3 separate regions of the Homo sapiens genome follow, and regions 1 and 2 are each linked to region 3. The links are chromatin contacts, found by Hi-C or POLR2A ChIA-PET in ENCODE. All regions are on one chromosome and are shown on one strand. Each heading gives the region's core, a stretch centred on a gene start or an enhancer-like site at or near the end of the contact. The rest is flanking DNA. Distances are from core to core; before and after follow the strand shown.

Region 1 (2,933 bases), core at 33-2,532, 530 kb after region 3:
TCACTGTCAATATCTTTATTGTGACTGTTAACATTGGGGGAAACTGGAAAGGGTATATGGACTCTCTCTGTTTATTTCTTACAACTGCATGTAAATCTATAATAATCTCAAAAGAATACATTTTAAAAAGAATATATTATACAATTTTCTATACCCAGACACTACTAAATATAATTATATCTTTGGTAACACAGACACACTGTTCTCAGATAACGGAAGTAGTGCGGTGATTATGTGTGTGACTTGACAATGGGATGGGCTGGGTTCAAATCTCAGCTACCAGTCCCTTCACCTCCTTGGGCCTCAGTTTCCACACCTGCAGGTGCTGAGCAATGAGAGGAACTGTCTCGTGGGGTTGCTGGGGGGACACGATGACGTGATTCATGAGACATGCAGAGCACAATGCTCACTTGCAGTGGCTGCCCAGTAAATGAAATTGCCACTTTTCCGGGCTGTAGAAAAGGCTACAGGTAGAGGCAGGCAGAGGATTGGACCCGAGAGCATCCTCTGAGAGCTCTAGATTGGGATCATGTCTCACCAGCCAGGGGGTTTGTTTTGACTTCTTTCTTGCAGGGAAGTGTCTGCTGAGTGGTCCATTCCACTCCCCTGAGTTTGGCCTGGTCGCTTCTTGTCTGCCCTCTGGACCCCGGTGGGTGCAAACTTTCATGGGTGTCTCTCCACCTGGAGCCTGTGGTTGGGACTGCTCAGGTGGGGACACAGCCTGGGGGGTGATCCTCTGTAAGGCAAAATGGAGCAGGAGTGGAACCCATGCCTACTGCATACCTATTGTGTGCCTTGTGACTTACGTGCTGCAGCTCACGGAATTCTCCCAACAACTTTGAGCAGTAGGTGCTATAATCACTCCTGCGTGATCCAGAGAAAACCGAGACTTGGTGAGGGGAATGGACTTGTCCAAGGTTGTGCAACTAGTAGGTGGCAGAGCTGAGATCTGAGCCCTGGTCTGTCTGATTTAAATCCAGAATCATTTTCACTGTTGATAATAACCTCACCACTTATTAAGTATCTACTAGAGTAATCAATATGCTAGCTCTTTCCATTGAGGTATGATCACCTTTCCATTTTAGAGAAGAGGAAATAGGGGTTAGGCAAGGTGCATTGCCAAGATGGACAACAGCTCTCAAAAAACAGCCAACCTTGCAGCCAACGGGCAGCTTTCTTGTGTGCCCCCAACCCCACCTGTAGCTCCAGCCCAGCTCAGCCAAGATCACTCAAGCTTTGGGACTTTTAAATGCTGAGTCAGCAAACAGCCCCTACCTTGAGATACTCTGCCTAGGCAGACTGTGGTTGTTTGCACTTCAGCTTCAGGCCTCCAGGGTCAGCTGAGATAGCAAGACCTTCCCCTGGGGGCTGGATGGGGTCATTGGGAGCCACTGAGAGACCCTTTCCCCACTTGGCCTGGCAGACAGAGTGGCAGTTGGAAGAGGCTCGAGGTGGCTGTGGTGGTAACAACTTCCTTTTGAGTAATAACATTTACTGAAAAGCAATTCTGCTTTTAGCACCAGAAGTTCACCATCCTTGCAAGCAGGCGCCTAAGAATACCTTCATTCAACCACAGTTCAGAGATTCACAGACTTCCTTTTGCACTCCCTCCAGGAGAGTTTCACATTTGGTGTTGAGGGAAAACCAAATACCACAATTATTGGAGGGGGTGGGAGGGGTGTTGAGAGGGAGGTGATGCGAAGGAGGCCAGGTGGCATCAACCACAGCCCCCAAGGCCTCACAGGCAGCCTCTGGGCAGCGGCTCAGCCTCTCGCCCTCAGTTACTGGAAAGACAGCGGACGAGCTCATAATGAAACCGACAGGCTGACAATTTATCTTCCTTTTACAAGAAAAAGAAAGTGATTGTCCTTCAAACAAGCATGACTTTGGAAGCCAGGGACTTACCCTGGCCACTCTGCAAATTAGAGACAGAGCCAGGCTGCTCCAGAGGCCCCGAGCCCCTGCCTGTCACCCCCAATTAGCGCTGGAGTTCTTTAGGCTCGTTTTTTCTATTGCCCAAAATCCAGTCTACTGGGGCATAATGGGGACTTATGGAAAGAAAAAAATCCAATCTGCACTTGGGAGGGGATAGCCTTAAATGTTAGGCACTCACCGCAGGCAGCTGGGGGTGGCTGAGGGCAAGGGAGAAGGCATGGGTGGGGAAGGAGGGGATGTGCCAGGCAGAGCCAGGAGGCTCCAAAAAGCAGCTCTAAAAAGCTCTCCCCCTCCCAGCAATCCAGCCTCCTGACTCACGCCAGACACAGAGGCAGCTGATGGGATGGGAAGAGGCTGGCTTTGGGAGCCACAGGGATGTGGGGGCAAACTCCAGCTCTGCCACTTGCTGGCTGTGTGACCTTGGGTGGGTAACTTCACCTCTCTGAGACTCAGTTTCCTCACCTTTAAGATGAGGATGAGTATAGGAGGTCAGGACATGACCTTCCTGTGCTCAAAACCCTCCCACGGCTCCCACCTCACTTGGCAGAAAGTCAAAGATCTCTGTGGCCTACCAGGCCCTACAAGATCTTTCCCATGCTTCCCTTATAACCTCATCTCTCTCTCTCTGTCTCTTTTTTTTTTTTTTTTTTTAAGACAGGGTCTCACTTTGTCACCCAGGCTGGAGTGCAGTGGTGCCAACACATCTCACTACAGCCTCAACCTCCTGGGCTCAAGTCATCCTCTCACCTCAGCCTCCCAGATAGGTAGGACTACAGACACATGCCTCCACGGCCAGCTAATTTTTGTATTTTTTGTAGTAGAGATGGGGTTTTGCCATGTTGCCCAGGCTGGTCTCGAACTCCTGAGCTCAAGTGATCTGCCCACCTTGGCCTTCCAAAGTGCTTGGGATTACAGGTGTGAGTCACCGCGCCTGGCCCATCTCCTCTTACTCACTCTCTCTGGTTCCCTCTACCCCTGCCACACTGGGCTCCTCTTTG
Region 2 (2,804 bases), core at 241-2,740, 980 kb before region 3:
TGCGATCCCAGACAAGCTACCCGGCCCCTCTGGAGCTAAACTTTCCCAATCTTAAAAACGGAGGAGGCAGGACCCAGTAGCTCACGCCTGTAATCCCTGCACTTTGGAGGCCGAGGTCGGCGGATCACTTGAGGCCAGGAGTCCAAGACCAGCATGGCCAACATGGTGAAATCCCCTCTCTGATAAAAATACAAAAATTAGTCGGCCGTGGTGGCTGGCGCGTGCCTGTAATCCCAGCTACTCGGGAGGCTGAGGCAAGAGAATTGCTTGAACCCGGGAGGCGGAGGTTGCAGTGAACCGAGATTGCGCCACTGTACTCCAGCCTGGGTGACTGAGGGAGACTCCGTCTCAAAAAAAAATTTTTTTAATTAAAAATGGGGGAAATACTCGTCCCTACTTCATAGACCGCCTGTGAAGGTTAAACCTGCTAATTAATGACACATGTAAGGTGTCTGGCACATAGTAAGTGGTCGGTTGTTATTTTACAAAGTCTGAGGCCGTGGTTTTGCACTTGGAGATGGGGAGTTGGTGGGGGTGGATGCAGTTAGGGAGCCTGGACTGCCGAGTTTTGAGTTCGAAACCCACTCTCCCCGAACTCCAGCAAAAACCTGTGCATGGGGGATTCTACCCTGGGGTTCTGTCAATCCCCGCCCCTCCTCTGAGCTTCAGGTTTTATCCTACTCCATCAACGCGCAGGGACGTTGGGCTCTGGGGCTCCTACGGTATGTCCTAGATGAGTGGTGCACCGGGCGCGTAGTTATTCCTGGGAAAAAGACGCAGGAGCGCCAGCTCCCGGCGCCGCCGGGGTCCCCAAGCCCCTGCATCGCGGATGTAACTAATTTTAAAACTATTTGAAAGGCGGGGACGGGGAAGAAAAGACAAAAGGGCAGCGCGCGCCGCGGGGAAGTGGAGTGCGGGAGAGCCCCGGTCGGAGCAGGACCGTGCGCCGGCCAGGGAGGGAGGCGACGCGACAGCTCTGGAGGAGCTCGGATCCCCCCCGCTTTCCGCGCGCCCTGCGGGGCGCCCCCGAGGCAATTCTCCACCCACGGGGACCACGGCCACAGGTTGTGGGGACCGCAGCGGGGCGAGCGGCTGGAGGGAAAGCTGTCCCCAAGCTCCCGAGCGACACTCACCGACTGCAAGAAGCGCAAGGTGCCCACGTAGTCCCTCTCGGTGCCCAAGATCTCGTTGAGGACGCAGAGGCGGAGGCGCAGCTGGCGCTCGGACTCCCGGGCGGCCGCGCACGGGCCGGGGCCGGAGCTGGGCGCCGCGGCGCCAGGGGCCCGGGGGTCCGGGTGGGCGCAGTCCCCGGCCCCGTCGCCGCCGGGCTCGCTGCCGCTGGGCGCCTCCATTCTAGCGCGGCCGCGCGGCGCCGGCTCCTTCCGTCGCGCCGAGCGGCAACTCAGGCGTCCAGGCGCCCCATCCCGGACGGGGCGCGCCGGCGGGCCGGGCTCAGCGGCGGGCCGGGCTCCCGGCGCGGCGGGCGGGACTGGGGGCCGGGCGGCTGGGCCGGGGGCGGAGGCAGCGCGCGGGGGCCGGGCGAGGGGCGGGAGGGGGCGGCCCTCGGGGCTCCCAGACGGCTGGCCCCCCGCCCCCGCGCCAGGGACCGTCTGCCAAGTGCCACGCCGCGCTCGGCCGCAGAGGCGCTCTGCGCGTGCACGGGGCCCCTGGGGACGCGGCGCGGCGCTCGGCGCCTCCGTCGGAAGCTCGGGGGTCGGGCGGGAGCCTCCGGAAGGGCCCCGCGGAGCCGGGAGTCCGAGGCCGCGCGCACGCCGAACCGAGCGTACCAACTCCGCGCCCGGACGCGTGGCGCCCCCCCAACCCGCAGTCACCGCGGGCTACGCCACTCCCACCCGGCACACGCGACACCCGCCGCGCGCAGGCTCCTGCTTGCAGGTCCGGCCGCTGCTCGGGCCAAGTAAACACCGGGCTGGGAAAGCTCGCTGCGGAGCCGCTCGGGGGCAAGCCAGCCCCGCCACGCGCGCCTCCGCGGCCCCGGGAAGTCAGGGGCGACCGCTGCCTGGGCAGTGACGGCCCCTCTCTGGGCAGTGACGGCCCCTCCCGGGAACGCCGGGCCCTCGCGGTGCCCTCGGTGCTACCACGACCTTGGGAAGGAACATGCGTGGCGCGCGCTCGCTCTCACTTTTCTCTTTCCCGTTTCCTTTCCCATCTCTCTCTTTCCTTCCTTCCTTTTCTTTCTGAACTTCTTTGCCCCCTGACCCTGCCCTTTCCACCTTTCCCAGAAGAAATTATTACCTGCTCTTGAGTTATTGATCAAGTGGCAGGTACCCTGCCTGCTCCCCCTTCCATCCACCCACCCCATGGGATAAGGCCTTGGGAAACCCAGCTTCTTGTCAGGTTGCTCTGGGCAATGTTGATCATCACCCGCCTTATCGGAAGGTATGGAGAGGGGAGGAAGTTCTGGGGCCTAGAGTCAGCTGCTCAGGTTCAAATCCTAGCTCCCCACTTGCTGGCCGGGTGGCCTTGGGCTGGTTTCCTTGCTTCAAGATCCTCAGTGTTTTCATCAGTATAACGGGAACGATCATGGTACCTAGCTCCAAGGTCCTCCCCGGGGTTCCATGGGAAGTACTTAGCACCTAGAAAGTTCTCTGTAAATGTTTGTTCTTACTATTATTGCATGTGTGAAGCCCAACACCTAGAAAGTTCTCTGTAAATGTTTGTTCTTACTATTATTGCATGTGTGAACGGCCCTCTAAGCCTGGCCCCACTCTCAAATGGCCCATACAATCCCTAATCACCCGTGTTTCCGGACCAGAGATTGTATCGTCTCTGCAGGGGATAAA
Region 3 (2,702 bases), core at 18-2,517:
TGCAGATAAAATGGAGAACAAAACAGACAAAAATTTCTGCATTCATGAAGCTTCCGTTCTCATGGAGGGAGATGGTTAACAAACAAGTGTATGAGTAAAACATATGGTAGGTTAGGTGTCATGTGGAAAAATAGTTTAGGGAAGGCGGGGGGCCTTGGATTTTAAGTAGGGTGGTCAAGGAGGTCTAACACACAAGATAAGGGTTAAATAAAAGGCCAAACGTAGGAGAGGTGGGAGCCAAAGAGCTACCCAGAAGAAGAGCATTCTAGATAAAGGCTCAGTAAGTGCAACGGTGGAAGTATTCCTGGTGAGTCTGGGACAATAGTGGAAAGTCAAAGTGTGTGGGAGGGGAGATATAGAGCCCCATGCCCCCCTCCCACACACTTCAGAGGGGAAAAGGGGGCAGGATTGAGTCCTGTACATTCCCCACGTTTTTTTTTTCTCTGGAGATTGGAAGCCATTGGAGGGTCTAAGCAGAGGAGTGATGAGTTAAGCTGCTGTGTGGAAGTCCGTAAGGAACAGGGGTGAGTCAGAGACCCTGAATGGAGCCGTTGCAATTATCCAGATGAGATAGAGTGCCTTGGATCAGGAAGGGAGGTAGCAACAGAAGCGGCCAATAAAGTTCAAAGTCCTCAGCCCCAGTCCTCCCGATGGGGGTCTCACCTACCCCTCTCACCTCACCTTGTTCCTCCCTGCATCCCCACCCCACCGGTCACTGCTAGGCACATAGAAGCATCTACTAAGCATGTGGTGAATCAATGAACCCCTTAATGAATGGTCCACCCCTAGATCATCAGCATCCTTTTTAACGCTAGGCATATAGTCTGAACTCAACACATGTTTACAGATGGAATGCTGCACAGTCCTGCCAAGTCCAGGCGGTTATTCCTCTCCACAGCCGAAGGAAACTAAGGCTCGGGTGGGGAAGTGTCCCCCTGGGGTCTCTCCGCTTAGGCTGCAGGCTGGGCATCCTTTTTCAAACTCTTTTAGCACAGCGAAGTCGAGGGCACTGGGTGGAGGGTGCTTGCTTGCCCTCAGGGTGAGTCACAGTGACCTCAGAGGAGTTTCCCCAAAACGTCCCCGCCCTGTGATGGGGAAAAGCCGGAATCTCTCGGTCCCAGGTGGTCATGTGGCCCAGGCCGGACAAGCGTCCCGAAAGCCCCGGGAGAGACTAAGAAGCAATCCTCCCACGCGCTTTCTCCCACCCTCGGGCCACTGAGACGGAGGGACAGAGGGCCGCCCTCGCGCGGCCGAGGCCCCGCCTCCCGCTCGCCCGCCCGCGCCTCCAGCGGAAGCCGGAAGCAAAAGCGGGTCCTGCTAGCCCCGCGGCTCCGAACTCGGTGGTCCTGGAAGCTCCGCAGGATGGGGGAGAAGATGGCGGAAGAGGAGTGAGTGGGCTTTTTCCCGGGCGGCGGAGGCGGCGGGGCTGGGCCCCGGCGGGTGACAGCGAGCGCCTCAGGCCGCCCTCCGGCCCCGGAAGGCGGAGCTTCTTTTGCTGGTTGGCCAGGACTGACCAAGCCGGTGCCTACGAGGAGGGCGGGATGGGCGGGCCTGGGCCCAGGTGGGCCTTGCTTTCCCCTGGAGATCGGTCCCTCGAGCTGGGAATCTACTGCCCAGCGCAGGCCCGGAGAGCTGTCTTGCGGAAAATACAAACCATATTTACTTTCCCAGTTTTCGGTAATCTCATGGTTACTGAGCCCTCTTCCGCCTCCTCCAGGAAGTCGTCCGGGTTCTCCACACCCACCTCCTACGTAGCCAGTCGCCTCCTGTATAACGATCAGTTTTCATGTCTTTCTCCTTCACTAAGTTTCATTTAGTCATTAACTGTTAGCCATCTACTCAATTCCAGGCCCTGGGCAGGTGGTAGGAAAGGAGGCCGACCAGGAGCCGCTCTCTGGGAGCTTCCATTCTAGTGGGAAAAGAAGACCATAATTAGTCAAGGTGGTTTCAGATCGTGATTAATTAACGTTATTTGTGCCTAGTGTTCCATTATTGGAACGCTAAGCATGTGGGAGTTATTTATATCCTACTGCTCAAGGTCATCGCCAAGGTCTGATTTTTCTCACGTCTGCAGTTCTAAAAATTGCAACCTCTGGCATGAATGGGTTAAGTGTTCTGAAGGAAGCAAAATAGAGTTAAGGTTGGGGAGTCCACTCAGGAAAAAGTGACATTCAGCAGAAACTTGAATGACCAGAATGAGGGATAGGAGAAATAACATCAGGTTCAAAAGGCCTGGCTCAAGAAAGAGTTTAGTGCTTTTGAGTGACAGGCAGCATGGCTGGTGTGTAGAGAGGAAGGGGGTTAGCTGGACAAGGGGAGATGGGGAAGGACGGGCTGTGTCCTCCAGGTACTTTTGGGCAAGTCCAAAAGTCATCTCCATACCTGCAGGGCAGAGTCTGTTGCAGATTGTAGATGCCCTATCACTGTTTGTGGAATGAGTATGTGAAGATGAATAAGGAACCCCTTCATTGATACTGGAGTCCTTCACCTGATAACTTTTCAAATATATTTCTTGGCCATGTGGGGGTCATTTCATGTAATCAGTTATTTATTGAGCAGCTGCTCCATCCCAGACACTAAACAGCCTCAGCAGCACAAAATAAAAGAGGCAATATAGCCCAGCGATTTCAAGTTTGGGTTTTCAGCTTGATTCTGCCACTAACTGAGATGTTGGTGAAGTTTTGCAACCTCCCTGAGCCTTA

Evidence for each region. Hi-C counts contacts between places; a loop is a spot of excess contacts on that map. ChIA-PET counts read pairs that join two places held with the same protein, here RNA polymerase II (POLR2A). Pooled maps may share reads with other maps.
Region 1: a pooled map shows a loop between it and region 3 (4-fold over the local background). The contact joins the enhancer-like site here to the promoter of SLC9A8 in region 3. A Hi-C loop is called at or near these places in 1 of 168 maps with a recorded cell type or tissue (B cell), 1 of 37 single-sample maps with no recorded cell type and 5 of 50 pooled maps.
Region 2: a loop to region 3 is called in a pooled map, with 7 times the contacts of the local background. The contact joins the promoter of PREX1 here to the promoter of SLC9A8 in region 3. A Hi-C loop is called at or near these places in 1 of 168 maps with a recorded cell type or tissue (B cell) and 5 of 50 pooled maps. POLR2A ChIA-PET finds 5 or more read pairs at or near these places in 1 of 52 experiments (activated T-cell).

The regions. Positions count from the first base shown.
Region 1 is chr20:50,337,354-50,340,286 of GRCh38, forward strand. No RefSeq gene overlaps it. Among named protein-coding and RNA genes, the nearest start is that of LINC01271, 17 kb to the left of the region's middle. RefSeq lists an enhancer at 1,761-1,960. Within about 2 kb of position 1,283, at least 14 of the 41 ENCODE cell types and tissues checked have a DNase peak (open chromatin) inside an H3K27ac peak, as active enhancers do; they include B cell, where a contact is called at or near this core.
Region 2 is chr20:48,826,509-48,829,312 of GRCh38, forward strand. It overlaps PREX1 (phosphatidylinositol-3,4,5-trisphosphate dependent Rac exchange factor 1), which reads right to left and starts at 1,491. Exons shown (of 40, transcript NM_020820.4): 1 at 1,134-1,491. The coding sequence starts at 1,352. RefSeq lists silencers at 985-1,054, 1,465-2,144.
Region 3 is chr20:49,811,561-49,814,262 of GRCh38, forward strand. SLC9A8 (solute carrier family 9 member A8) reads left to right here and starts at 1,268. Exons shown (of 16, transcript NM_015266.3): 1 at 1,268-1,388. The coding sequence starts at 1,363. RefSeq lists an enhancer at 947-1,086 and a silencer at 1,237-1,516.